Linked DNA regions of Homo sapiens: region 1 is linked to region 2. Evidence: chromatin loops called from intact Hi-C (ENCODE). Cell type or tissue: PC-3. All regions are shown on one strand. Each heading gives the region's core, and the rest is flanking DNA. Links, peaks and the distances in the headings are about the cores only. Region 1 overlaps LINC02326 (long intergenic non-protein coding RNA 2326). Region 2 has its middle 390 kb from the start of PRKD1.

The links. Hi-C counts contacts between places; a loop is a spot of excess contacts. Peaks named below come from ENCODE experiments on the same cell type or tissue, not always from the same donor. Only the 100,000 strongest peaks of a DNase experiment are listed, where the experiment ranks them.
Region 1: it touches region 2 in a loop (11-fold over the local background); 11 of 110 quality-filtered maps call a loop at or near these places.

The regions. Positions count from the first base shown.
Region 1 is chr14:29,008,548-29,024,493 of GRCh38, reverse strand. The region is part of intron 2 of LINC02326 (long intergenic non-protein coding RNA 2326); the gene reads left to right. LOC107984685 (a long non-coding RNA gene) reads right to left here. Exons shown (of 11, transcript XR_007064101.1): 4 at 5,407-5,541; 5 at 3,142-3,214. Among named protein-coding and RNA genes, the nearest start is that of LINC02326, 49 kb to the left of the region's middle. In PC-3, for the core only: CTCF peaks have their summits at 7,793 and 8,011 (motif pointing left); no DNase peak of the experiment used is centred there.
Region 2 is chr14:29,528,905-29,544,850 of GRCh38, reverse strand. No RefSeq gene overlaps it. Among named protein-coding and RNA genes, the nearest start is that of PRKD1, 390 kb to the left of the region's middle. In PC-3, for the core only: a CTCF peak has its summit at 7,781 (motif pointing right); no DNase peak of the experiment used is centred there; H3K27me3 peaks cover 2,102 bases.

The DNA of each region.
Region 1 (15,946 bases), core at 3,431-11,430, 520 kb after region 2:
ATTTCATGACCTAAACACCAATAGCAATTGCAACAAAAGCCAAAATTGACAAATGGGATGTAATTCAACTAAAGAGCTTCTGCATAGCAAAAGAATCTATCATCAGAGTGAACAGGCAACTTACAGAATGGGAAAAAAACTTGTGCAATGTATACATCTGACAAACGGCTAATATCAAGAATCTACAAGGAACATAAACAAATTTACAAGAAAAAAAAAACGACTCCCTCAAAAAATGGCCAAAGTTTATAAACAGATACTTTTCAAAAGAAAACATTTATGCAGCCAACAAACATATGAAAAAAAGCTCATCATCACTGGTCATTAGAGAAATGCAAATCAAAACCACAATGAGATACCATCTCATGCCATTTAGAATGGTGATCATTAAAAAGTCAGGAAACTGACAAAAAACAAGGAATGGGGAAAGGGTTCCCTATTTAATGAATGGTGCTGGGAAAACTGGCTAGCCATATGTAGAAAGCTGAAACTGGATCCCTCCCTTACACCTTATACTAAAATTAATTCAAGATGGATTAAAGACTTAAATATTAGACCTAAAACAATAAAAACCCTAGAAGAAAACCTGGGCAATACCATTCAGGACACAGGCATGGGCAAGGACTTCATGTCTAAAACACAAAAAGCAATGGCAACAAAAGCCAAAATTGACAAATGGGATCTAATTAAACTAAAGAGCTTCTGCACAGCAAAAGAAACTATCATCAGAGTGAACAGGCAACCTACAGAATGGGAGAAAATTTTTGCAATCTACAAAGGGCTAATATCCAGAATCTACAATGAACTCAAACAAATTTACAAGAAAAAAACAAACAACACCATCAAAAAGTGGGAAAAGGATATGAACAGACACTCCTCAAAAGAAGACATTTATGCAGACAACAGACACATGAAAAAATGCTCATTATCACTGGCCATCAGAGAAATGCAAATCAAAACCACAATGAGATACCATCTTGCACCAGTTAGAATGGCGATTATTAAAGTCAGGAAACAACAGGTGCTGGAGAGGATGTGGAGAAATAGGAACACTTTTACACTAGTTCAACCATTGTGGAAGACAGTGTGGAAATTCCTCAAGGATCTAGAACTAGAAATACCATTTGACCCAGCCATCCCAATACTGGGTATATACCCAAAGGACTATAAATCACGCTGCTATAAAGACACATGCACACATATATTTATTGTGGCAATGTTCACAATAGCAAAGACTTGGAACCAACCCAAATTTCCATCAATGATAGACTGGATTAAGAAAATGTGGCACATATACACCATGGAATACTATGCAGCCATTAAAAAGGATGAGTTCATGTCCTTTGTAGGGACATGGATGAAGCTGGAAACCATCCTTCTGAGCAAACTATCGCAAGGACAGAAAACCAAACACTGCATGTTCTCACTTGTAGGTGGGAAATGAACAATGAGAACACTTGTACACAGGATGGGAAGCATCACACACCAGGGCCTGTTGTGGGGTGGGGGGAGGGGGGAGTGATAGCATTAGAAGATATACCTTATGTAAATGACGAGTTAATGGGTGCAGCACACCAACATGGTACATGTATACATATGTAACAAACCTGCACATTGTGCACATATACCCTAGAACTTAAAGTATAATAATAAAAAAAGAAATTTCAAATTGAAAAATTACAAAGATTAAGCAAAAAAAAAAAGTCACGAAACAACAGATGCTGGAGAATATGTGGAGAAACAGGAACGCTTTTACACTGTTGATGGGAGTGTAAATTAGTTCATCCATTGAGGAAGACAGTGTGGTGATTCCTCGAGGATCTAGAACCAGAAATACCATTTGACCCAGCAATCCCGTTACTGAGTATATACCCAGAGGATTATAAATTATTCTACTATAAAGACACATGCACATGTACATTTACTGCAACACTATTTACAATAGCAAAGACTTGGAACCAACCCAAATGCCCATGAATGACAGACTGGATAAAGCAAATGTGCCACATATACACCATGGAATACTATGCAGCCATAAAAATAAAAGAATGAGTTCATGTCCTTTGCAGGGATATGGATGAAACTGGAAACCATCATTCTCAGCAAACTAACACAGGAACAGAAAACTGAACAGCGCATGCTCTGACTCATAAGTGGGAGTTGAACAATGTGAATACATGGGCACAGGGAGGGGAACATCACACACTAAGGCCTGTCAGGGGGCGTCAAGGGCAAGGGGAGGGATGGCATTAGGAGAAATACCTGATATAGATGACTGGTTGATGGGTGCAGCAAACCACCATGGCACATGTGTACCTATGTAACAAACCTGCACATTCTGCACATGTATCCCAGAACTTAAAGTATAATTTATGAAAAAAGAAAGAAATAAAATTCTTTATTGTCCTAATAAATGAATACATATTTATGTATAAATGTTCACATGTCATATATTTGAAGTCCGCACTGCACGTCTCTCTTTCATGGACCTTTCAAGGGGGTTTGAAATTAAAATTATAGTCCACAGACAGAACATGTTTAGTTCTGTGTTCATTCTATTCTCTATTCTGGGTATACGTACACATTTGGATACACCATCTTTCCCTTAGAACACCACTTAACTTCCTTCCGCCCACACTAATTCTTCCCAATATTGAAAGCCAGGTTAAATATTTTATATAAGAAGATTTTATTTAAGAAGACATGAAATATAACCTTTTAAAATAAAAATGTAATCACTTTTTAAGCATATTTCACCATGAAGGCAGATGCTGTTTTCTTTAATCATATGATAAGCGCACCATCCATGACCATTAACTTGGCTCTGTTGATTACATGCTCTTATTTCTCCCTTTGTATAATGACAACATATTCTCTTGATTTTCATTCTCCTTGCTAATCTTTTTTAAATATCTTTTATTGACCTCATATTTTGATCCACTCCTGTTAAGTATTATCCAAGGCTGTGTTCTACAAGTCTTGTTCTTTCATTATCTTTTGCACTTTGAGATCTTGCTACCTCACTTCTGTGTGGATGTCTTTGCCAAGGGAATATGTGCTAACCTATAGAATAAACACTGGCTCTTTATGGGGTCACCAGAGTACCATATTTCCAGGAACCCATAGACAAAATGTACTCACATTTTGATGCCATCATGAAACATGACTGGTTGACTGCAGATAAAACATCTTTGTGCTGATGGCCATTATGAATCTGTTGAATAAAAAATTGCTTGAGATGTTTATTTTTGATCATCACATCACACATTATTCTAAGATTATGTCTAAATTGTATAGTTCAAAAAAACTAAGAAAATAGATATGAAAACTCATTGAATATTTTGATGGAGAAAAACTTTCTAGACTTTACAGCAATGTTCATAAAGGAGAATTCTAGATCTGATTCCATTCAAATATAAAATATATATCTGCAAATCACAAAAACCTACAAGCAAAATTAACAAGCCAAAGAAGAACCTGAAAATATTTATAACGAACTTACAAATCAACAAACAAAATGTTAATAAGTCCCCTTACAGGAATATTCAAAGGACATGAATAATTTAGAAAAGAAGTAGTATAAATCACTAACAAACAAAATTTTTAAACCAAAGGTAATGAAGAAATAAAAATTAAAACAACAATAAAAAAACCTCTAGAAGACGCCAAAAGCTACCTTTCTAATTTTAAAGGTTTGAAATAGATGTAATGTTCAGTGCATGTATTGGGATAGGATGACAAGCATGCCCAAACACAAGCGTAACAAAGTCTTTAAAAGCATCTGTGGTATTTAACCCAATAATTCCACTTCTGAGAATCTAAGCCAATAAAATAATTAGAAATATAGTCAAATATCTATATATAAATAAACTACTCACCAAATGTTTTTAATCAAAAGAATTTAAAAAGAAACAACCTAACTGCCCAGTAATGTATAACCTAACCATATAATAAATTGCTGTGCAGTGTGTTAGTTAAAAGAAGAATTATTAAATACAGGAAAATGATTATATTAAAACATTAACAAAAAACAGAAATCTGGAAATACATAGAAACTGTCTAGACTTGTTTAGGTGCTACAATGATAGCATAGATGGTTTTGTCTAAAATGTTGAGTGTGACAATGTAACTTTCTTCCTTATTTTCCCTAGCTGTTTACATGTATTGCTTTCACTCAAAGATCTTCACTAAATATTAAAGAAGAAATTTTAGTTTTCAGAAGTAATTGATATCTAACACAGAAATCTTTAACATGTAAATCATGATGAAAGATCAGAGCAAATCAATTTACATATTTTTATCTGTGTAGAATATGGGTAAATATAGTGAGATTCTTATAAAGCAAATAGGATCGTGTCACTCCCTGCCTAACACTTCCAGTGGCTAACCAGGGCAGCTAAAATAAACTCCAAGTCTCCTAACATGTCCTCTCAAGTACTGAAAGATCTATCTCCTGCCTATTCTCATCTACTAGCCCTGTCTCCTCCACCCCTTATGTTTGCTGCTTTTCACCCACACCTCCTCATTCAGCTCCTAGGAAATACCAGACTCCTTCCCTCAATATCTTTAGGCATGCTCTTCTCTGTCTGAAATGCTCTTCCCTTTTCTTATTTCTTAGCTGACTCCCTCTCAAACTTTAGGTCTAAGCTTAAATGTCACTCAGAAAGGCTTTCTGTGAAACCAACGTAAATCTGGTTCCTTCTGCCATGCCCATTCCCTGTTTTATACATTCATAGCTCTTACCCTAATTTGGGTGGGAAAATTTTCTTAGAAAAGTCACTTAAAGGTGTTTAGAGAACAAAGGATCCAGCCAGTTGATTGAAAATCATAATAGCCTCTTTCCTTGTTAAATAGTTTGTATGCATTCCTGGCTTTTATACACTGAGTACTTTGAGAAAATGGCAGTCTCAGTACATATGAATACACAGCGCAAAAACATTGTTGATTTATAGTTTTCATGAGTGAAATGAGTGCATAGAAAGGAAAATATTGGACTTATACTTCAAAGATAACCAAATAAATAACAGAATATGCCTAAGGAAATTTGGAATTAAATAGTTGTCTATCCTTTTACTCAAGACATGTTGGATGGTGAGTTCAAATCCTTTCTAATAATAGATTATTTGATGGCTTAAAGCACAATATTTCCTAGAAGGTGAGAAGTAGCCCACCATACGGAGAACAGCAAAGGATGTTTTGGGCAGATACCTACATAAGAAGACACTCTTGGGCAGAGAAGAATCTAGTATTTGACAAATGGCAGAGGTCGATGTGTCTGATAAAATGTTGAATGATCAGGAAATTGAAATCTGATATTAGAGACAGGATTGGCCACAGAAACAAATTTAGTTAGAATTCTAAGTCTGATAGGAAATTTTAAAATGGAGAGGTGTGACAGGGCTTTACCTATAAGGAGATTCAGTTGGCTGGTCTGTGGAAGTGGACTGCAGAGCAGCAGGAAGGAGTATACAAAGGCTGGTTTGGAGGTTATTGTCATTCAGGTCGGAGATGATGGCATCCTGGCTGCTCATTAAGGTAGCCCTGTACATAGAGGAACATAGAGAGAGAGAGAATTAAGGAGAGAATTAAGGTCAATTTTGAAGAAAAGGGATTTGCTAATTGAATAAATGTGGTTGATGAAGGAAAGAAATCCCACACTGAAGTCAATGCACCTGGGTGAATGTATTAATTATACCACCTCATCTCATGACCCATCAAATCTTTAGTGCAGTTCCTTCTTAGAAGCTTTATTTTGTTAAATTTACATAGAATAACTCGATCGAAGATCCTAGTGTTTCCAATCACAGTCAGGCCTAAGATCATATAATAATTAGGTTTCAGTTAATTCTGAGACTCTAGAGACCAGCACTTGCTCATCATACCTCATATTCCTATATTGTGGCGTATCCCAAAGCACTCAACCCAAAACCCTGGATTGGCACCTTCTTTCATATATATACACACACATATACATGTATATACATACACACATATACATACACACATATACATGTATATATATACACACACATACGTATATATGTATGTATACATATCTGTATACATGTGTGTATACATATATACATATACGTATATGTGTGTATACATATGTGTGTATACATGTGTGTATACGTGTGTATACATGTGTATGTACACATATATGTGTATGCATGTGTGCACATTGTGTGTATACATGTGTATACATATATGTATATATACATATATACATACATGTATACATATATACATATATGTATATATGTATGTAGTGTATATACATATACGTATATACGTATATACACACATGTACGTATATACGTATATATACACACATGTACGTATATACGTATATATACACACATGTACGTATATACGTATATATACACACATGTACGTATATACGTATATATACACACATGTACGTATATACGTATATATACACACATGTACGTATATACGTATATATACACACATGTACGTATATACGTATATATACACACATGTATATAGGTATATATACACACATGTATATACGTATATATACACACGTATATACGTATATATACACACGTATATACGTATATATACACACATGTATATACGTATATATACACACATGTATATATACACACATGTATATATACACACATGTATATACACACACGTATATATGTATATATACACACACGTATATATGTATATATACACACACGTATATATGTATATATACACACACGTATATATGTATATATACACACATGTATATATGTATATATACACACATGTATATATGTATATATGTATATATACACACATATGTATATACATATATACACACATATGTATGTAGACATACATACATATATACAGACATATACATATACATGTATATATACATATACGTATATATACACATATACATATATACACATACACGTATATATACACGTATATACGTATATACACGTATATACACATATACATATATATACACATATATGTGTATATATATATATATAAATCTAATTTTTCAGCCATTTTATTTCCTCCAAAAACTCTCATTCTTCTTCCATCTCATTCAAACTGTGTGCATACTCTCTCCATCTATACCCAGGCAAAAATTGTCTCTCAAAAAAGCCTCTTCATCAGTGTATGCATATGTTTAAAAAACTGACTTTTTCTTAATTCAAAGATAAAATTTCAGAATTTGTTAAATCTTATGTGTAGACATTTTGTGGGACTTTGAAATTCTTCTTGTGCAACAAAGCACACCAGTGATTCTATAATACCATATGTTAAAAGCTACCTCTTCCATGAGAACACCCAGCAGCTAAATTCAGTTGTCCTCTTCATCATTACCTTACCTTTTACCACACATTTTCACAGGTTTTTTTTTTCTGCATATTATTTCATCTAATAGCAGAATATCAGGGCTTGAAGTCAGTTTAAAGATTATGAGCTAATCCAAATGTCCCAATATATACATAAGGAAGCTACATCCAAAGGAAAAACACTTTTCAAGGCCACAGTGGCTAGAAACTGTTGCACTCATATCAAGAACCTGTCTTTCAACAGGCAACACAGTCGGCCTTCTACCCGGCTGCTTCTTCCTTGAAGGCTTATCTTGAAGTGAAGGCTATGCCTACTTCTCATGCGTCTGATTTTCATTGAGCCCAAGTGTTCTCCCTAAATAAAGGCAGACAGGCCAACCAGCACAAGTATCTTTTCTATCCTATGTGGTGGCCCATAATGCAAAATGGAGAGTGGAATATTAAGATAGATTTCTTTGTCTGGAATTTCCTGGGAAGAACATTGCAGTTGCTTAACGTGCATAGTAATGCCGTGGCGACCTTGTTAACATGCAGTTTCTAATTCACTAGATCTGGGATGGGGCCTGAGATTCTGCACCGCTAACAAGGTCCCAGGTGGTGTAGGTGCTGTTGGGCTGCAGACCACGCAGAGTAGGTAGAGCACAGACTTAAGACCCTCAAAACCTGTGCCTCAGGGTGCCCTCTGCTGGCGGCAGCTGTGCAAGCAGTTTTTAGGCTCCCTGTTGGCAATCCAGGGGATAGAAAGAAGACTTAGATATTAGGTTTCTTCTCCCATGTGATGGTTAATTTTATGTGTCAACTTAGGTAGGCTATAGTGCTCAGTTGTTTGGCCAAATGCCAGGCTAGATGTTTCTTTGAAGGTATGAGATGTGATTAGTATTTAAATCAGTTGATTTTGAGTAAAGCAGATTACCTCCCATAATGTGGGTGAGCCTCATCCAATCAGTTGAAGGCTTTAAGACAAAAGACTGAGATCCTTGGAAGAAGAAGGAATTGCAAGAATAGCAGCGTGTGGGCCTGTCCGGAACATTTCAGACTTTCCAGGTCTCATAAATGCATAAATAATTTCCTTAAAATAAATGTCTCTAGATGGACAGATAGAGATATATATCTAAATCTTTCCGTATATCTACCTCAAGAGAGAGAAAGGGGGAACCAACAGACTGTGTGTGTATATGTGTGATATATATACATTCATACATATATATACACAGAGATGTATATATATATACATCTCTGTGTGTGTGTGTATATATATATATATATACACACACACACACACACACACACACACACTGTTTCCACAGCAAAAGAAACTATCATCAGAGTGAACAGACAACCTACAGAATGGAAGAAAATTTTCACAATCTATCCATCTGACAAAGGTCTAATATCCAGAGTCTATAAGGAACTTAAACAAATTTACAAGAAAAAAACAACCCCATTAAAAAGCAAGCAGAGGACATGAACATACACTTCTCAAAAGAAGACATACATGCAGCCAATAAACATATGAAAAACAGTTTAATATCACTGATCATTAGAGAAATGCAAATCAAAACCACAATGAGATACCATCTCATGTCAGTCAGAATAGCTATTATTAAAAATTCAAAAAACTATAGATGCTGGTGAAGTTGCTGAGAAAAAAGAACACTTTTACATCATTCGTGGGAGTGTAAATTAGTTCAACCATTGTGGAAGACAGTGTGGTGATTTCTCAAAGACCTAGAGGCAGAAAAAATTGACTCAGCAATGTCATTCATTACTGGGTACATACCCAGAGGAATCATTCTGCTATAAAGATACATGCACGTGTATTTTCATTGCAGCACAATTCACAATAGCACGGACATGAAATCAACTTAAATATCCATCAATGATACACTGGATAAAGAAAAGGTAGCACATATACACCATGGATTATTATGTCCTTTGTAGGGATATGGATGAAGCTGGAAGCGATTATGGTCAGCAAAGTAATGCAGGAACAGAAAACCAAACACGGTATGTTCTCACTTACAAGTGGGAGCTGAATAATGAGACCACATGGACACATGGCAGGGAACAACACACACTGGGTCCTGTAGGCGGGGGTCGGGTGGAGAGAGGGAGAGCATCAAGAAGAATAGCTAATGGTTGCTGGGCTTAATACCTAGGTGATGGGTTGGTCTGTGCAGCAAACCACCATGGCACTTGTTTACATATGTAACAAACCTGCATGTCCTATACCTGTACCTCTGAACTTAAAAGTTGAAGAAAAAATAACAAAAACTATATATTTTTTTTCTCTAGAGAGCCCTAATATATCATAATGAGATAATATCAATTTCCTAGAATAATGCTGTCATATTTTCAAGTACTGACAAATATGAAAAGTTAACACTGAGAAAACACTAAATCTGTATTTCATTCATTTACCAAATATATTTGAGCATCTATTCTGTGTGAGTCCCTGGGGATATAGATGAGAGGAATACGAAGTGCCTGCCCTCATGCAGTACATGTTCTGGTCAGGGAAACAGGCAACAGATAAGTGCACAATGAATAGAAATGCAGAAAACAATACACACCATGGAGAAAAAAAGAGAAAGATAAAAGTAGATAGTAAAGGACTTTCAGAAGAGGTAATACTTGAATGGTATTTAAACAGAGACTCTCCAAATTAATTGACATGTTTACCTGGCCAACTGATATCTGTAAGTATTCACCACGTTCGACATGATTTTCTAGAGGCTAGGGATAAAAGATAAATATTATCTGACTTTAAGAAACTTACACAGAGAAGTTGAAACACACACATCCTCAAAAAAGAGGATATTTAATAAAAGTTATACTAGAGAGGGTATCCTAAACTATAAAATGGCCAGAAGATAAACAAAGTTTGGATTGGATAAATCCTTTAAACGAGATTAGTAGTGACAGAAATATATAGTGTATGTTGGGACTCAAATCTTAAAGTAAGTTATTTTGGAGGTATACTAAATTACCTAATTAATTTTGCTTTCGGCAGTATTTCTTTGAAGATCTAATTTCAGCTCTCATATAACAAATGCTATCTAGCTATTGATCCTTCCAACTTTCAAGTCTCAACATTTGTTCCTCTGTTGTTTCTTTACGACTGGTAGCTATTAGGGCTGTCATTACACAGTTCTACTCTGATACCCATATGAAGTGCAGTACATAAAAGGAGGCATTGTTTAAGGGGTTAGAGTTTATGCTGGTTGGCCCAAATTGTAATCTTCTCTGCTTACCTCTACCTACTTATTAAGTTTTAGGCCTGGAATTTACTTTTTATGTTAAGCAAAAAGTATAAAGATAAGAAATACTATAGCTATTAAAAACAATATGTTGAGATATAAAAATGTAAGCCTTGGGGTGAAGTTTTAAATTTGAAAGTGAATGTGCTTTCTGCATAACATATAGTTATTTGCTCACCTTGTTGGGGAGAATCCAATTTGGGAGAGGTGAAAGAGAACTAATGTTTGTTAAGCTTTTTATATGTTCTTACATATCCTCACAATGTTATAGAAATGCTGGGATCTGGATTGATCTCAAGTCTGCTCAACTCTAGGTTCTGTGTTCTTCCTATACACCATGTTGTTTCCCCTAATTTGTGCAAGAAACATAATTGATCTTCTGTGTTCAGTCTAGTTTCCCTCCAATTGAGACAGAAGGACTTTTAAAAAATGCATATCTCACCATATAACCTCCTGTGCCCAACATTTAAAACTTTTCTGTGGTTTTCTATTGCCCTAAGGTTAAGGGGAAAACTCCATAATATGATCCATGAAGCTTTGCATTCTATGGTGCCAATATTACTTTCCAGTCTCTGCTTATACCCATTGTCTTTCTACTTCAACCTTACACTGGTCATTTTTTACAATCCTTCCTGCCACAGGATTTTTGCACATGTCAGATTGTATAAAATATTCTTTGCTATTCTCTTAATCTAATTAACATCCTACAGGTCCTAGTTTAGAGATCACCTCATCAAGGCAGGTAGGTAAGAAGTGGGGAATGAGTGATTACGGAAGTTTGAGAGAGAAGGCCAACCACATGCAAGGAAACTGCATGAGTCTTACTGTTTTCCATAGAGGCTATGCCAATTTACATTCTCACCAACAGTGTCCAAGGGTTCCCTTTTTCCACATCCTCACCAGCATCTATTTTTTTTTAATTAAAGCCATCCTAACAGGTGTGAGGTGATATCTCATTGTGGTTTTTATTTGCATTTCCCTGATGATTAGTGACATTGAGCACCTTTCCATATATCTGTTGGTCCTTTGCATATCTATTCATGTCCTTTTACCATTTTCTTATCTGGTTATTTGGTTCTTGTGTGTTTGCTTATTTTTGCTATTGCATTGTTGGAGCTCCTTATATATTTTGAATATTAGCCCTTTATCCAATATTCAGATTGCAAACATTTTCTCTCATTCCAAGGTTGCCTTTTAATTTCATTGATTATTTTCTTTACTGTAGAGAAACTTTAAAGTTTGATGTAATCTGCTAAACTTAAAATCCAGGTGTTTTCCCCCTGTGTTTTCTTTTAGGAGTTCTACCGTTTCAGCTCTTACATTTTAAGTGTTTATCACTCCATGTTTAGTTGACATTTTGTATGGTGTAAGAAAAGAGTCCAATTTCATTCTTTTGCATATGGATTTCCAGTTTTCCCAACACCTTTTATTGAAGACTGTTCTATCCCCATTGTGTATTCCTAGCACCCCTGTCAATAATCAGTTGACCCTATATGCGTGGGTTTATTTCTGGGCTCTATATTCTGTTCCATTGTTTTAGATGTCTGTTTTAATGCCAGTGCCACACTGTTTTGGTTATTTAGCTCTGTAATACATTTTGAAATCAGGAAATGTGATGGCTCCTGCTTTGTGAATCTTGCTCAGAATTGGTCTGGCCTATCTGAGGTTGCTTTGTGCTTCCATAAAGATTTTAGGATTATTTTTCTACTTTTGTGAAAAATACCATGAGAATTTTGGTAGGAATTGCATTTAATCTGTAGATCACTTTGGGTGGTATAGATATTTTTACAATATTAATTCTTGCAATTCCTGAACATGGGGTATCTTTCTATTTATTTCTGTGTGCTTTAATTTATTTCATCAGTGTTCTATAATTTTCAATGTAAGGACTGTTGAATTAGAGGAGTAGACATGAAGTGGAGATATTGAGATATATATGTGAAGTACTAGATTTCACCTAATGTAAGGCACATGGAGTGGACCATAGGACACAATATGTCTTTTTGTGTTACAAATAGGTAATAAAATATCTGCTAATCAAACTGGAACAATACTTTGATTGTGGCTTGTTATGATACATCCTGATTTCAGAGTTGTTAAAACATGCAGAAATATGCATCTAAAACTGATGAAAAGAGTACTTAGAGGTATTGAGTGTAGAGAGGAAAAGAGACTAAAAGAGGTTAAGAATTAGTCTTTTAGTGATAGTGGTGAAATAGAAATTGATCTTGCCAAATCAGGCAGAGAATATAAAACATGAGCCCATTTAGGGTAAAGATAGTGTTTCATTTTGGACTTGTTGAGTTTCAGGCTCTTGTAGAACATTTGTCCAAGGTAATATATAGTCTAATTGTGGAAGAAAGTCTGAGCTTGAAGTAGAGACTTGGGAATCAGGTACACATAGTTTAGATATGCTTGAAATCATGACAATGGATGAAATCTCACAGAAAGCAATATAATGATAAATAGCGGTTACATAAGGGTCAAATTGTGTGAGAGACAGAAGAAGAAAGAAAAATGGGGACAAGAAGAAGTGAGTATCATGCCATGAAAGATAAAAGAACAGAAAATCTGCAAGAGACAACATAGTCATTAATATTCACTGCAGGAATGACTGGTAAGATAAGGACTAAACTGTTCATTGGGTTGAATCACTAATGAGCTCAGCAAGAATAGTCTCTGCAGAGAAATGGGAGCAGAAGCTAGGTTGCAGTGGATGGAAGAATGAACATGGGAACATAGACAGTTGGTATGAAACCAATTGCTCAGTAAGTGTCTTTGAGAGGAAGAGAGAAAGTGGACAAAATTTGTCAGAAGAATGAAAGGAAATAGTTTTAGAGCAAGAGAAAAGTTTAGTGAAGGAAAAATATTTTTAAACTGAGGGAAAGGAACCACTAGAGAAAGAATCTGAGAGAGTAGGAGAAAGGAAGGAGTTGTTCAAAGAATGGATGTGTGCTTGACATAATTCTGAATAGCCTTAACTTCCTCCCTAAAATAGAAACAAAGTTTTTTGCTGTATGATATTGCCATTGGTAAGGGTTCTAATTATTAGAAATTAAAAACATTTTCTAACTTAATAAACAACATTTCCTATGTTTTTATATATAGGATTAAAATAGCAAAGTCCAAATAGCAAAGTTATAGTAAAAAGAGAGGGACTACTCTGATAAAGGTAGTTCAGGCAGATATGCTTTATTGCTTTCTACATTTTATTATGTTCATTCAAGGCATGAGCTATGTACTGCAAAACCAAAATCTAGAACAATAACCAAGTATTGCAGCTGAAATGGTAGCAAAGCAAAATGGCAGCATGGTTAAGAGGTCATTGAAAATGACTCACAACATTTTATCCTTTTCGTACCACCTTTTACCACACAGAGTTTCAGATGAGATAACGCAATGAATAAAATTGTTTTACCCCCAGAGAGAGCATTAAAAAATGTTCAACTGTCTACTGGAGGAATAATGGAGACTTTTTAAATTATAAGAAGGCAGCTTGATCTTTTGACTCTCTGTCATGAAATGTGAGTAATGAGACTTATTCACAAATTCTAAGAATGAAATGATAAAATAAACTTCTTAAATATAGTTAAAAATACTCTAAGATTTAAATGCTTTAATCACCCTTGAAAATTTGACTGGAAATGCATCCTCTTAAATTCTTAAAGATAGATACCCACTCTAATGTTCTTTTCCCTCTTGACAAGTAAATTCTTATTTTACACCTACTGCCAGGTAGTGAATAAAGTTTACAATGTCTGAAGAAACAATTTTGTTTTAAATAAATCCCAACTGAATATTAATGAACACATTAAAAGTGATGATCTTCCTGCATTTTTAAAATTTTATTTTATGATTAATTTAATCATTAAATAGAATATTTTATATGCAATAAAAGAATATTTTGCAACAACAGTATTCAATACTGAAATGCTTTTACAAACAGTGGCTAAATATTAATTTTAGCACCTTTTGCAAAAGATTAATATTTATTCAAAATTAGATTTTCAAAAATCTATTTAAGCTGTTATAAATATTGGTTAAAAGACCATGGTTGAGAAGTCACATTATTTAATCCATTGAAGGTGACAGCTGTGAATTACATAAATGTGTAGTTATGGACTTTTGATCATTTATTACTTGTTTACCAGCCTGTAATGGCTTTGAATAGTCCACTGTGTAAGCACATATTTAATAATTTCAAGGACTGTATTTTATTATTTGGCATACTTTGTACCAAAGCATGATGAAAAAGGTGTTTTCTTAGTACTATTCTGGGGCCATTGCAGGTATTCACAAGTGATTCTAAAACATATTATTTACTAGTGTGAGGTTTGAGAATTTGTATGTTTCCAAAGTATGCATTGCTGCCCCTGTATAAACTCTATGGAGGTTTTTTCAGATGTACTTTTCTAGGGAAAAAAATCTTATTCCTATATTTTTCAACCTTACCTTTACCTTTGACCTTGCCCTAGACTGTCTTCTTGAAAAAAAATATAGTCTTGACAGCAGCAATTACTTAATTGCCACCTCATTTCCTGTTTTTCCTGTAACTCTGATCTCAGAAAGATGTCTCCACCTGTACCACTGGCATCCTATTTCTTAGTTCACGGATAGCTTCCACCTTCTAAAGTCTAGACTTTCAAGTACCTCATAGCACTGAACTAATTACCACTATGCTGTCTATCACCATATATCACTTCAATTTCTGAGTTTGTTTTAGAAGACTAAATATTCTTTTCTCACAATTTGCCATTCTTCCTGTCTCACTCTTTTATTGTTTTAACAGAGCCTGCATTCTCTAATTCATATTGTAAAAATTGTCCCAACTTACTATTAACTCATTTACCTTAGTAACTGGGATTTGTGCATAAATGAAAAAAAAATGGCTTTAGGAATTTATAAGTACACATAATACTACAGAAGTTTAGAGCTGTACATAATCTTGCAGGTCATCTATTGAGACTCTCATTATTATTATTGAGACATCTCTTAGTGGAACGCTAAGGCAAGAAAACTCAAGTGACCTTGATCCTACTGATGACAAATGACAACACTAGGACTAAAGTTTAGGTCTTCTTAGTACTTCATTGTGTCTGCTGTGGTTATTTATTATCACATAATAAATATGTGCAAGTGGCATAGGATGTCACTAGAGAAGGAGATTCAGACCAGACTAAAAAATGTCTTGCATATGCATTATTTTCATATACTACATGTTATGTGGCCTAAGATACATTTGATTGCTAAATACCCTGTATTTGTGTGTGCATATATATATATATATATATATACACACACATATATATAAATAGGGAGAGAGTGCGCAAAACTTAACACACATATAGCAGTAAT
Region 2 (15,946 bases), core at 3,284-11,283:
CAGATATGAAAACTGAAGACATGTGAGGTTTCCTCAATATAACACAACCACACATCAAGAGAGCCATACCTAAATTCTGGAGTTACAGGTTCCCCACACAATGCTCCCTTATGGTTATTGCAAACTATGGGCATCAAGCAACTGAAGATAAGAAACTCACGAGGTCAGGAGATCGAGACCAGCCTGGTCAACATGGTGAAACGCCGTCCCTACTAAAAATACAAAAAAAATTAGCCGGGCTTGGTGGCATTCGCCTGTAGTCTCAGCTACTCAGGAGGCTGAGGCAGGAGAATCACTTGAACCTGAGAGGTGGAGCTTGCAGTGATCAGAGATCACACCAATGCACTCAAGCCTGGGGGACAGAGCAAGACTCTGTCTCAAAAAAAAAAAAAAAAAAAAAAAAAGGAAGAAAGAAACTTTGTAGCTAGAATTCAGGACTAAGGCATTCATAGGGTAGACAGTGTAAAAGAGAGCCGGGTGGGGGTATTTGAGGGAGTGTAAAAATGATCAGAGAGGTGCAGAAATGGCAGATAAACTGAGAATGAGGTACAGGCAGAATTTTTTCTGACTGTTGAGACTTGGACATGATGCAGAAAATAGAGGAGAGGCTCATGGTCTGAAAATGGGAAGACCTGGACAGCACTCACCCTTGTCAGTCATGAGAGGCCATCACAAGATTGGGACTAAGGAGATCAACCTGCTAAGCTTACCTAGAATTCTGCGGTTTTGTGGTCAGTCACTAACAGTACTAAGTGCAACCTACTTCCCCCTCTTTATATTCATCTTATCCTTGACTCCCAGTTTCCTGGATTTGCATCTTTCTTGTCTCTGTCTGGACAGTGCTATTCAGGACCATAGGATTCATGATCTGTATTTAAGCCTAGGTACAAATTATTTCTCACATTGCTGTTGGAATGACCATGATCCTAATGAGATTGTGGAGTCCCCTTAGCTTTCCCTAGGATGTCACATGGGGACATCCATGATCTGGATTTTGCCTATTTCTCTAGGTTCCCTTGTACCATACCTGGCTATCTTGAAGGCTTCCTGTAAATATTCTCTCTCCCTTGAAACCCATTAAAACGTTCATTGCCTTCTGCCCATATGGAGATGACCATTCCTGCATTTTAGTCTTCCCTACCGCCTGTATCTTCTGCAACATTGTAGAACATTATCTTCTGCATCGCTGCAGAACACTGTATCTTCTGCAACATTGCAACTGGTGCTGAGTTGTCCTTGTATATCTATCATCCTATCCCTGATGGTCTCTAAGCTCACAGGACAGGGACATTGTCCTATTCATCTTTGCACTGTCATCCCCAGTGCAATTGATGCATAGGCTCAGAGGGAAGCAGAACAGTCAGGATAGAAAGAGAGAAAGATACTTAGAGATGAGAGAGCCTGTGTGCATTCAAAGAGGAGAGAGTAGCTTCAGATTGGTCTCCTTCCTCCATGAGGCTAATCTCAAACAAGATTCTTGAGAGTTCTTCTCCAATTTTATTATCTTTTCTTTATTAACACTGTGCCATGATCATTTTTTTTTCTTTTATGTTACCTTGATTGGCGTCTGTGTTACTTGAGATGGAAGAGCCTTGGTTAGAATTGAGAGCCTTTGAGAGATGACTGAAAATATCCACAATTATTTTTCTCTGAACACTCCATGAGGCAGGACCCTTTACTTGGGAACTTGATCGATATTTGAAAAATCTTCAAAGCTGATTATATATCTATTTAAAGAAGGATTTATTATTATTATTATTGTTAATCTAGAGTAGTAATTTTTATCCCCTTTGCAGTCTGCAATCACTAGGTGGTAGAGAAGCAGAGGTGAGCTGGGAGAACAGTGCCTATTTGACCTGGCATGGTTTTATTCCTTGATAGTGAAAATATTTCAACTTTTAGTGGTCTAAAAAAGTAGGGTAGAAGACTGAGCTTGAAGGTTACAAATTTCCAGTTCCAGATACTGTGTTCTTGCCTTGGTATTATAATTTAGGAATGTATGAGACTCCCTTGTTCTGTTTGTGTGTATAGTATAAACCCAGAGGTGGGCTGGAGTCATTACCTTTCACCATAAAGGATTAATATGAGTCAGGGTCTGGAAATAAAGCTATTTTTTTTTAATAGAAAAATGAAGGTTTCTGGGACCTGGAAAAAATTGTGTCCTGCTACAACAGTATTAGAATTAGGGATATACTTTAGGAGGTTTGGCATAAATCAGTGACAAAACATTTGCAAACTGTGGGAAACGACAATATATATTCAGGAAGCGTAGCATTTAACTTAAGCAATAGGTGAATATAGAAGAGAGAGAGAGAATTATAGAGAAAGGAGGTAGCAAGGGAAGGAAAGAGAGTTGGGGAAAGATAAACAAATATGAAAAGCCAAAACAGATGGACAAGTAGCTGCTTCAATTAATGAAGAGGTTTCTGTCCTAGTTTCAGGTTGCATATGACTTAGTTGTACTCCATTTTGATGAGCTTATTATATTATTATAATAAGCATTTTTTCCTGAACTAGTTTAACTGGATTTCTCATCTTTGTAAACACACACACACACACACACACACACACACACACACACACACAGGCCTAGATACATGCATTCATTTTCGAGGTGTTTTGAGAAAACCTGTTATGTGTAACAAAGGTCATATACTCTCTGCAGAGGGTATGAAGATAAACAAAAGTTTAATTCTGCTTGGTATGTTTTGCTATAGCCAAGATAAGACCAAAGGGTGTGTTTATTCTTTTCTTTTTGTTGTATAAAAGATGAGTTTAGGGCCAGGCACAGTGTCTCACGCCTGTAATCCCAGCACTTTGGGAGGCTGAGGCAGGTGGATCACTTGAGGTCTGGAGTTCAAGAACAGCCTGGCCAACATGGTGAAACCTTATCTCTACTAAAAAATACAAAAATTAGCCAGGCGTGGTGGTGGGTGCCTGCAATTCCAGCTACTCTGGAGGCTGAGGCAGGGAGAATTACTTGAAACAGGGAGGCAGAAGTTGCAGTGAGCAGAGATCACACCATTGCACTTCAGCCTGTGCAACACAGAAAGACTCTGTCTAGGGAAAAAAAAAAGAAAAAGAAAAAGAAAAAGATAAATTTATAGAGAGCCCATGTTCTCTGGGGATTCTTAGAGAAGCAATAACAAGACAATTTCCAGCCTGGACAAGTTTGAGTCCAGCAGTGGAGGTTCACAGTCTGGCAAACCCTGGAAGGTTCTGCTTTGGTTTGGAAATCTCTGCCATTGGATAAATTCATCAAGCTGTGGGTTGCCTAGAGTTGGTAGTGTCTGCTTTTGGTGTCAGTATTTCATGTGTCAGCACTCTCTCCTCCATCCTCCACCCACCCCCTACCACTATCATTATTCTTATTCATTTATTACAGAATATTAGATTTCTTATTCATTAATTACATGTATAAAGGAATTCATTATCAACCCTGAATTCTTTATCAGGAGATTATTTTGTTTGTGAAGAGACCAAACTCTCTTGCACAGGGTCACCTTTAAAAAGGTTATTTGTTAAAGATGAACAAAGTGTCTGATTTCTTGGTAAAATTTTAGCTAAAATATGAAATGCAAACATGTTCTTTTGTGCAATTGAGCTAAACATACTTGAATCCTCTTTCCAGAAATCTAATCAAATGGAGAGTTCTAACCCTGGCCAAGTTTCCTAAAACATTCAATATACTCCATTGACCTACATCTTTGTACATTGTTAGCAGTTGAAAACATAATATTGTAGTGTGCTAAGGCTAGAATCACAGAGTATTTCAAAATAGTTCTGGAGACCTGGTTATCCTTAAATAGCCCTGCAAAAAAATCTGTCCTATATGTATTTATTGACTTTCTACACGCAATTTGCTGGCACTGTGCTGGCGTTTGAAAATAGTCTATACTATGATTCTAAATGAGAAAAGACAAAAAGTTAGAGAGTGAGGATTTGGCCCTCAAGTAGATTTTAACCTAAAAGCTTCAAAAAACAAAGGTACAGTAGGTCAGAACTATCAGAGATATGGCCATTCATATGAGCATTGTTTATTTGTCAGATAGTGGGTGCATGCCATAGATCCTCAATGTATACATTGATTTGTTCTGGGAACTCATTTACATTCATTGTTTTCTTATTTTTAAAAGGAGTCAGAATCTCACAACAATGAATATTGTGAGAATCTAATTTCAAAAATGAACAAGACAATTCTAAGAAAAATGTACAGTACCAAATTTATAAGATATCATATTTGTTCTCAATATGTTTGTATTTTAACCCCTAGAAGGAAAGACGTCATCTAAGCTGGTACCCCCACAATGTGGAACATGATTGGTGTTAAGTATCAAACTATTAGAAAAACTAATTAACATTTAAACTAGGGACAGGGAAGTGTAAAGGTGGGGTTACAGAAAGAAGGAACTAAATCGTTCTCAAAATAAGTTTACCTAACAGCAAGTGTATCCACCTGAGTTATAAATGACTGAAAATAGTACTTCCTGTGAAAGCATAAATCTTATGTTATAGTAGCCTTGTCAAGCAAAATTCTAATAAGATTTTCACGGAAAATGATACAGCCCATGACAGAAAAATGGGTGGTATGATGCAGAGGTTAATGCGAGGTCCTTGATTTTTGTGCTTTTGGATTTCAGACACACTCAGATTGAACCTCCACCATTAAAAAGACATCTTGATCTCTTCAAAGGTAGCCCTGGGACCTCAGTAACCTTTTTCTGTTTCTATGTTACTTTCCCCTGGCCTACTCCTCGGGCCATGAGCTACAGCACAGACCCATGACTGCATCTGCAGCAGTTCCAGGAGGGCCTCAGAAATGATGGAAACGATTGGCATCACCAATAGTTCTTCCACAATCACAGAATTTCAAATCTTTTTTTTTTTCCTTTAAAAGTTCTGAAATGAGCCTCAAAGGCACAATCTAGAACAAATTTCTTCATTCATATTAGATTGCCTAAATCTCTCATTTGACCAAAAAAAGCCTTCAAATATACAGAACATTAATATTTGTTTAAAAGGGGTGGGTTTATAAAAATAAGCCCTAATTTCCCACAGGTGCAGCACACACACACACAACGCCAATTATTTGAACAAATACTTTATTTATTTATTTATTTTTGAGACGGAGTCTTGCTCTATTGCCCAGGCTGGAGTGCAGTGGCATGATCTCGCCTCAGTTCAAGCTCCACCTCCTGGGTTTACGCCATTCTACTGCCTCAGCCTCCCTAGTAGCTGGCACTACAGACGCCTGACACCACACCTGGCTAATTTTTTGTATTTTTAGTAGAGAGGGGTTTCACTGTGTTACCAGGATGGTCTCGATCTCCTGATCTGCCCGACTCGGCCTCCCAAAGTGCTGGGATTACAGGCGTGAGCCACCGCACCTGGCCCTACAAATACTCTTCATTTACAAAATAATTCAGAAACTAAAAGAAAACAACTTAAGAGTTCTTATCAAAATTGGTGCTGAATATTTTCCATTTGTCCTTCCAGATCCACTCTGCTGATCCTGACCCCTATATTGGGCTGCAGGAGGCTGAGCTATGTAGACTACTTTACCTGGGCTTCCTGCCCTCTGGCTTCAGTTGGCTTCAACCCATTAAGGGAAACAGCAGGAAAAGGAAGGAGGGAGAAGCAAGAGATGTCTGAGTTGATTTCCTGGGTCCCCGCTCTTAGAGGACACTGCATGCAGACTGAATCCCCTTAATGAGGGCCAGGGCTTCCACTAAATGGTCTTCCCCAGACAAACACCTTGCTACTTCTTCCCTTTGACTCTAGAGGCAGGGAAAGTAACAGCTCCCCTCCTTGTGAGCCCCAGGGTGCTGCACTCTCTCATGTCGGTTTTCCTTCTGTGGCCTTGAACAGAAACAGAAAAACTGAGGCAAAAACATAGAGTGAATTAAACTCAATAGAGTCAGGAATTTCTGTCTGTTTTGCTCAGGGCTTAGAAAAGTACCTAGCAGAAAGTTTGTACTCAGCCTGTATCTATTGAATTAATTATTATGCATTTACATTTTTATTACATTATAATTGTTAAGTAGATAATGATCTAGAAGCTAGGAGTATAATGATCCATTAGCTAGACCCTACCCCTTCCAATCTGGAGTAGATGGAGTACTGAATATTACTGGAGCCCATGAAAGGGATTATCTTATCCATATGTTAAGACCTCCTTTTTTTTTTTTTCTGAGAAGGAGTCTCGCTCTTGTTGCCCAGGCTGGAGTACAATGGTGCAATCTTGGCTCACCGCAACCTCCGCCTCCCAGGTTCAAGGGATTCTGGTGTCTCAGCCTCCTGAGTAGCTGAGATTAAAGGCTGCTGCCACCTGCAGCTAATTTTTGTATTTTTAGTACAGACGGGGTTTCACCACGTTGGCCAGGTTGGTCTCGAACTCCTGACCTCAGGTAATCTGCCCACCTCGGCCTCCCAACATGCTGGGATTACAGGCGTGAGCCACTGTGCCTGGCTGAAGACTTCTTAACATGGAAGCTGAGAGATAAAGAAGGTATCAGCTAGTGACAGGTGACACAGCAGCCAGGTAGAGAGGAGAGGTGTTTCAGGCAGAAGAAATAAAAGCATGTACAATGGCCTGAAGAGTGAAAGCATGATTCACTCAGGCAATTGGGAAGTTCATTATGGCTGAAACACAGTATTTGAAAAAGAGAATATGGAGAAATAAAGGACAAGAAGTACACAGTCAGATTATGGAAGGGTTTATACAAAATTTTAGGAAGTTGAGATTTCATGTCAATTAAGCACTCATAGAATGGGACAGAGGGAAGGTAAGGAAAATAATAGTGTGCTCTTCTACTGCAAAATATAAACACACACACACACACACGTTCATTTTGTATCTCTCAGTCTAAAGAGGCTAAGAATCCCAGGAGTTACTGTAAAGTTATGATTCTCTCATTAATATTCTTTGACATGCTTAAATAACAACTGTGACAAAACAGTTAACAATTATTGTGTGTTTATTATGTTATGACACTATTCTAAAACTTTATACCTGTGATTTCCTTTAACACTCAGAATAACTCCTTAATACTCTGGGGTGATTGCTATTATCTGCAACTTACAGATAAGGAAAACTTAGCCACAGGGAAGTAAATGACTTGCTCAAGGACATATAACTAGTAGGTGGTAAAGGTTTTTTTTAAAAAGGGGAACAGTTGCTTTTCCTTACCACTTATAGAGGCAGGTGGGGAAAAGACCAGGGATCAACATTAATATAGAACACAAATGATAAAGGCTATGCTGATAAGCTAGCTTTATAAAAAAGCAACAAATTGTGCATGCACCTTATGCTATGGCATAGAGACCAAGTTTAGCAAATGGATGAATAAAGCATGTTGAAACCAATGTAATCACAAACACAACAATTAAATTGCTTTTCTGTAGGGAAAATTTGACAAAAAAAATTTTTAATGTCAAAGGAGACATAGAAACTAAAAAAAAAAAAAAAAAAAGAAAAGAAACTTGAATCCAAACAGGTCAGGAACCAGTAAGTCAAAGCAATGCCTTGTGCCTCCATTTTCCTAAATTAAGAATAAAGTTATACCTTATTTTATTACCATATTGGAGTGTTTAAGAATTATGCATCAGACAACCATTTGAAAATAGTCTATACTATAATTCTAAATGAGAAAGGACAAAAAGTTATTTGAGTCAAATTTCTAAGTCTAGTTTAAATAGAAAAAATAATTAATTTTTAAGAAAAAATATGCTCTGGTTGTTTGATACCAGCAGATGGCACCCTAACAAAATAATTTGTGTGCCATATGTGAACTTTTTACAGCCCTCTGTACCCTCAAATACCAGTCAAGTTCACTGTGTCCAGACAGGGTAGGAAAGAGAAAAACCAAAGTCAAAACTTCCTGTTTTCAAATCAAATAATTTTTATTTTGGGAAGAAAGAGTAGAAAAAGAATTTTCTGTATTAGTCTTCATTTTGTGAATACCAAGTTAGCTTGAATCACTGTTGCAAGAAAATCCCCTATAAATCTGCATTAAAATCCCATTATAAAAAACAACAAGACTACATTTAAAGGAATAAAATGGGCTGATCCATATATTTTCCAGCACCACCCCCCAATAAAAGGATGTTAGAGAAACAAATAGTCTTTCTGAATGCTTCAGCTGTCAGAGATGAAATAATGCTGGAGATTTTTTAAAAACAGTTTGAGAAGGACTTAAACATTAAGTTTGCATTAAGACTACTGCCACAATACCCATTTCAATTTCAGGCCTATTCAATTTGAATTGTTCAAAATAGATAATGGGTGTTTGAATTTCACACTCTTCTCTTCTCCCGCTCCCCACTATTCTTGTGATTATTGTTATTTTTAAAGCAAATATAGGATATTATGTCGAGATCATGAAAAAGTGGGTCTACAAGGGATGAGTGTGATCCTGTTTTGGCGAGAGTCAGGGTTACCACTTTTTCTTTCTTCTTCTTTTTGTCTCCTCTTTCTTAATTCCTGGCACAGTTATGTGCCATCTAATGAATGACATCTTGGTCAACTACTGACCACATATACTACAATGGTCCCATAAGATTATAATATCATATTTTTACTGTACCTTTTCTATTTTTAGGTATGTTTAGATAAAAAATACCATTACATTACAATTTCTTACTGTATTCAGTACGGTAACATAGGCTATTTCATATAGCCTAGATGTGTCCTAGGCTACACCATCTAGATTCGGGTGAGTACAAGCTATGATGTTCCCACAAGGATGAAATCACCCAGTGACGCACTTCTCAGAACATCCCTGTCGTTAGGTGACACATGACTACATTCGATTTAAGAATTCAGCCAGATTTGACAGGGCGTGGTGGCTCATGCCTGTAATCCCAGCACTTTGGGAGGCCGAGGCGGTGGATCACTTTATGTCAGGAGTTTGAGACCAGCTTGGCTAACATGGTGAAACCCCGTCTCTACTAAAAATACAAAAATTAGCTGGGCGTGGTGGCAGGCGCCTGTAATCCCAGCTATTCGGGAGGCTGAGGCAGGAGAATCGCTTGAACCCAGGAGGCAGAGGTTGCAGGGAGCCAAGATTGCGCCATTGCACTTCAGCCTTGGTGACAGAGTGAGACTCTGTTTCAGAAAGAAATGGAAATAAATAAAAAGAAAGAAAGAGAAAGAGAAGGAAAGAAGGAAGGAAGAGAAAAGAAAGAAAAAGAAAGAGAGGACGGAAGGAAGGGAGTGAGGAAGGAAGGAAGGAAGGAAGGAAATCAGCTAGCCAGATTTGCAGTTTTCCTATTATTATTATTATTATTATTATTATTATTATTATTATTATTTGTTTTGAAACAGAGTCTCGCTCTGTCGCCAGGCTGGAGTGCAGTGGCGCGATCTCCCCTCACTGCAACCTCCACCTCCCGGGTTCACGCCATTCTCCTGCCTCAGCCTCCCGAGTAGCTGGGACTACAGGCGCCCACTACCATACCTGGCTAATTTTTTCTTTTTTTCTTTTTTCTGTTTGGACTTTTAGTAGAGACGGGGTTTCGCCATGTTGGCTAGGCTGGTGTTGAACTGACATCAGGTGATCCGCCCACCTAGGCCTCCCAAAGTGCTGGGGTTATGGACATGAGCCACCGCGCCCGGCCAGTTTTCCTATTATTTTCTGTTATTTTCTTATAGCTGAGGAGTAATGACCGAAGTTATTAGCCCTTTTTAAAATTAAGCCTTCTCATCTACTTCACTCTTCTAACAAATAGTTGTTACCTTCTAAAAAGATGCCAGTTATAATTAACTTTCAGGAAACTGTAAGAAACGAACTAAGCTTTGGTATAAAAACTACCCAGGGTCGGCCAGGCGCAGTGGCTCACGCCTGTAATCCCAGCACTTTGAGAGGCCGAGGCGGGCGGATCACGAGGTCAGGAGATCGAGACCATCCTGGCTAACACGGTGAAAACCCGTCTCTACTAAAAATACAAAAAAAAAAAAAAAAAAAATAGCTGGGAGTGGTGGCACACATCTGTAGCACCTGTAGTCCCAGCTACTTGGAGACTGAGGCAGGAGAATCGCTTGAAGCCGGGAGGCGGAGCTTGCAGTGAGCTGAGATCGCGCCACTGCACTCTAGCCCAGGCGACAGTGTGAGACTCTGTCTCAAACAAACAAACGAACAAAACAACAACAACAACAACAACAAAAACGACCCAGAATCAAAGATGAGCCTTCGCTCTAAGACGGAAACTCCAGATATGAGGCAGCAGCAAAACGCAACATTCACGAGCAATCTACTTTCGTGGTATACTAGCTACAGAGAAAGAAGAAAGACAAGGAAGATTGAGGACGCTGATTCCCAGCGCAGGCATGAGATGTGCCAAATTGTGAAGACCATAACGATGCAAAAGGGAACTGCAGCTTCCTGTTCGTTTTCTCTGCCTTCTAGGTCTGTTCTAGGATGAAATCTTCTGATCTTCCAGAAACGGCTGAAATCAAATATATAATTTCATCTTCTTTATGATCTTGAATGAGAAAAGAGAAAGAATAAATAGCCCAATCGGTTATTTTAGAGATAAGAGTGTGTATGGGAGAAATCAGAGTGATTTTCTTGCTGAGAAGATGGAATGGCTACTGGAGGCAAAACCCTTTGGGAAACCCAATGAAAAGAGAAGCTACTTCCCCAAACCTTTGGGAAACAAGTAAAACCAGTGCTTTGTAGATGAAATACATGATGAAGGCGATGAAGGCAATGAAGCTCAGTGCATTAACAGCCAGCCTTGACTATGAAGTTTGCAAACAATGATGGTTAACATGTATTGAGCACAGCATACGACTTAAGGAGACTTCTACACTTTCTACTTTAATTAATTGTGTATAAGAATCCTATGATCTTGTTGCTCTTGCACATACATTTTAAACCTGAGAACTCTGCAGCACAAACAAGATTTACTCCAAATCACTCAGGTGTTCTAGGCCCACCTTCAACCACTGATCCATACAAACTCTCTAATAATTACACGGGAAATTTTTGTAAGCACTAAGTTTTTTTTTCTGGGAGAAGTCGATACCCTACTCCTATTACCACTGTCTGAACAAAGATGAAGAAAGATTGGGCTTTTATAAAGCAAAAAGAGAAGGTAATTTTCTTTCCTTAATTTTGGCACAATGGAACTTTTTGGGCTGATGACAAAGCTCAAAACTACCACAATTTGACACCGCCTGAAAATTTGGGTCAGCTGTCTTTATTTCACAGTGCGTGGTCAGCATAACTGATTGTCAGTGTCTGTAGAAAGGATTTCCCACTCCTCACCAGAATGAGGTCAAGGTTAGGAGGCACAGAGAGAAAGGTAACAGCAGGTAGAGATTGAATAAAGGACACCAGTGCTTTCAATAGATGCAGGAAGGCTGTTTTGGAAACACTGCAGAAGAGCAGTCAGCAAAGGAACACATCACGATGGTTTCAAGCCAATGAGAGGGGCCTCGAGACTTCTCTCTCTATCCAAAGAGACCCCTTTCTGGGGATAAGAGAGAAGTTCTATTAGTTTGGAGTCTCCCACTCTCTTGATGACTAGTCTGGCATTCTAACATTAGAATCATGCCTGAAGACTCCTTGGTCGAATGTAAAGTTATGAGTGCCACTTGAGAGTCTGTTCTTCCTCTAGAAAGACATAATAATGCTCATGGAATACTACTCAGCCATAAAAAGAATGAAATCATGTATTTTGAAGCAACATGGATTGACCTGGAGGCCATTATCTTATGTGAAATAATCCAGAAACAGAATGTCAAATACTGTATGTTCTCACTTATAAGTCGGAGTTAAATAATGCATACACATTGTCATAGAGAATGGAATGATAGATACTGGAGACAAGGAAGGATAACGGGAAGGTGGATGAACAATTACTTAATAGGTACAATGTGCACAATTCAGGTGATGGTTACACTAAAAGCCCTGACCTCACCATGTCCCATATCCGTGTAACTGCACTTGTACCCCCTAAATCTATTAAACCATTAAAAAAACAAAGACTTAATGATGGCAGGCCCTGCCAACTAACTCCTTGATGAAGGAGCAGCTCAAACCCATTCACCTTTCTTTCCTTCTTGGAGTTCCACAATGCAGGTGGTTCCAGGGTCTTCTTAACTACCACTATCTTTTCACACTCACTTCCCATCAGCCCAATTTGTTTTTCCACTTTATACTAAAGAACTCCAAAGAGAGAAGCTAACAAAACCTATTAAAGGTAAAAGTTGAGTAAGTACAGTCATTAGCTTCTCTGAAGTTATTTTCCCCCTTCTGTGTATTATCACCATCAAGGCTAGGCTGATGTTTAGCAAAGAGCACCTGTCAAAACAAAAGAAGAGTTTCACACCTCACAATTTTAAGCCCCAGGTAAGAAACTCAGCCTGGTGGATCGACAGAGAGGAAGACAAGAAACCTGAAACTCCAAGACTTGAAGTAGAGTTAAATGAGTTTCCTCTGGGTACCAACAGGCTTTTGTTTAACACGATTAAATCCTCTTTGTTTCATTACAGACATCAATGTGAAAACAAACAGTGTGATCAAGATAAAGGCCTGGAGGAGCATTCTGTTTCTCTTTTTCGATCTTTTTCTTGGAGAACTATCACCACCTCTCAGTGGATAGGCTTAAAGGAACTTAACTGGCTCACAGAAAATTGATGAGCTGAGTAGAGCAGGTGTACAGGAAAGCTTTGAGCTGTGGGGTTAGGGAATGGAAAAAGTGTGAAGCACTATGTCCATGACCAGATCGGGTGATAAGAGGACTGGCTTCCTTTGCTATCTAATTAATTGCCTTTCTTTTCAAAACAAGTCTTTGATTTCAAGAAGCACCTGCAGAAGATAAGAATGACTCCTACTGAAATGTAACAACCAAAAAGCCCATTTTGGGGTTGGGGATTGAGGGTGGGAGTGTAGAGTTGGGGAACAGGAGAATGGAGATGGAGGAAGGAGAAGTTACAGCCAGGGACCAAAACAAAAAAATATCGACGAGTCAAGAGACAGCAGTCAGCTAAATCCTATCAGGGATGCGACAAAATTGATACTAGTGTGCCTTTCCAAAGCAATTCTTTCTATATTATTAAATTGCTTATTTCATTGTTTTTAGACAACACTAACTCCTCTTCCTAAACAAAACATGGACATTGTCAGCATAACAGCTACACTGAACTGACAGAAGCTGGGGTCATCCATATACACATTTTAATTACCTCTTTTCAGTCAGGAACATCATTAGAAGTTTATTATTACCCGCCACTATCTTGTGATCTTAATTGGCTTCCTTCACAGACGACACCCTGAAGCCAATGCAGAAGCTCTGGCAGCCTCCCAGAGACAGTGACCAGATCGGTGGCACTTTACACTGATACTGTCTTCAGCTGAATAACAACCATTGGTTTAAGTTTTATGCTAGTCATGAGGTGGAAGCTTCTTTTAACACCTGTATGCAGAGATGTTCCTGATTCAGTGGTGTTGAAACACACACTGAGAGGCAATGACTTTTCACATACCTTTCTTAGGGTTATAGAGAAATTACCAAAATGGAGGAAAGGGATATGCCAAGCAGCCAGTGCCAGTTATTTCCTGTGGCTCTCTTGGAGTCTGGTAAGAAAAGAAAAAAAAAATGCTTACCAAATCTGGATCTGTTGATACTCAAATTAAATCTGCAGAATGGGCCATGGTTATCTGGCTGCTTGCTGCTCAGAAAGTGTAGAAACACCCTTAAGTGAATAGTTTGCACTGGACCCAAATCAATAATAGTTATTAAGTTAGTTTCCAAAGGGGTCTTAGAGATAATGGCAAAGTTTGAGGCAAGGGGAGAAAGAGAATGATTTATGAAATAAACATACTGTGATGTTTTATGGCGGAAGGAAAAGAGAAATAACTTTCTGTGAACAGAATTAATAATTTTGTCTTTGTGAAAGGAAAATAAGTAAGTTCCAAAATTTTAAACGCTGGGGTTCAACTCCTAGAAGATCAGGCTGATGATACCTCTGGGAATGTTACCTGGATACCTTTCTACGCATTATTGATTCCTGGTTCTGTGTCTTCAGGTATTCACAAAAAATGAGCTAAGTCACAAATATGCTCACATTGAATAATCCTCACAATTCAGCTAAATTTTGAGCTCCCTCAAAGAGAAAATAAGTTTTTAGAATGATACATATATTATTGTATTACTTATGCAGGATAATAATGATTAGAAAGTTTGTTTATGCTTTTATGGTTGAGTCAAATAATATTTGTATTATTAATATATTCCTGACATTCTTTTAAAAGTTATTCTTGTCATTCATTGTGATCTGCAGCTCTGAAAGATACACCTACGAACATGTTCATAGAAAGAGCATAGTATTATAAATGGCTAGACTTTTAGAAGGAAAATTTTTCATTCAGTGACTTGAACTAGTGTGGACATTAAAGTATTTGGAAAGAATCACCAATTCACTTTGTTATCTCCTCAGGTTTTTGGCTATCAGAGGATTAATACATCTGCTTTATTTCTGGCAATTACTTTCCAATAACCCTGAAACATAGGTCAACTTTTCCAGAACCTTATATTTCACTATTATAGCACTCAATTATTTAATTATAAGTGAATGCTATAAAAATATAAAAATATAGGCTGGGCGCAGTGGCTCACGCCTGTAATCCCAGCACTTTGGGAGGCCAAGGCGGTAGGATCACGAGGTCAGGTGTTCAAGACGAGCCTGGCCAAGATGGTGAAACCCTGTCTCTACTAAAAAAATACAAAAATTAGCCGAGCGTGGTGACAAGTGCCTGTAATTCCAGCTACTCGGGAGGCTGAGGCAGAGAATTTCTTGAACCCGGGATGCAGAGGTTGCAGTGAGCCGAGATCGTGCCACTGTACTCTAGCCTGGGCGACACAGTGAGACTCAGTCTCAAAAAATAAATAAATAAATAAAATGAAGATGATAAAAGCTACTTCAGTTTATGGAATTCATGAATGTGAAGTTTTGTTATCTATATGTAAGTATAATTTCTAGGTCATACATATAGGTTTAACTTTTAAAATGTGTCTTTTAAGACATGATATTGACATGTTCTTTCCTCAAATACGGCTGAATTCTGAATGAGAAGGAGCTTAAAAAATAAAAAAAATTGGATGATCAATTTAAATCACTGTGATCATTATGAGATGGCTAAATATGATTTAAACCACACGCGGTGAAATAGGGATTAAATACAATTCCTCTCTTCCCTTCACTACCAATCATGACCTCTTGGCGGCTCCACTTCTGCTATTGGCGTGGTAGGCCTTAGCCTTCAGAAAATAAAGGGTTTCCTTCCCATGTTCGTTTTGTGTTTACCTTACGGATTTCCTCTTTTAGGAAGATAAGAAAATTAGTTTTGTATTTCAACTGCTTCTCTGTATTGAAACAGAATGGTGAAAATACAGCTGTTTGAAACATACTGTGAGCAAAAAGGCAATGAAATATTATTTTTAAGAAGAGTTATCAAAATCAGGGTGCCAATCACTCTTAGAAGCAGGGTAAAAATTACTTGCACTTCAATATTTATATTTATATTTATTATAAGAAAAAAGTTTCTTTTTGTGGAAAGAAGGTGCAGAAAAGGGCACAGTATTAGCTAAATATTGTACCTTAGAACATCAGTCATTTCCTTCTCAATAGTACTGAAAGGGTCTAATTTATAAGTTTTTCCATCTCCCTGTTATGCTGGTTTGTAAGTTCTGACACTGCTACTGGTATGTTAATGAGAAGCTAGCGTTCCATTAAGAGAAAACCATATGCTCTGCTGCCTACTGTGAAAGAGAAAGCATGTAATGTGGCTGTTGCCTTAGTAACACATTAATTCATTTTGTCAGTGTTGGCACAGATCATTTCATTTATAAGAAAACAAGTATAATAGTTTACCACATCTATAATATTTACAGTGTTTCTGTTACAAAACAGTGACAAAATGAGTTTAAAAAATAGAGT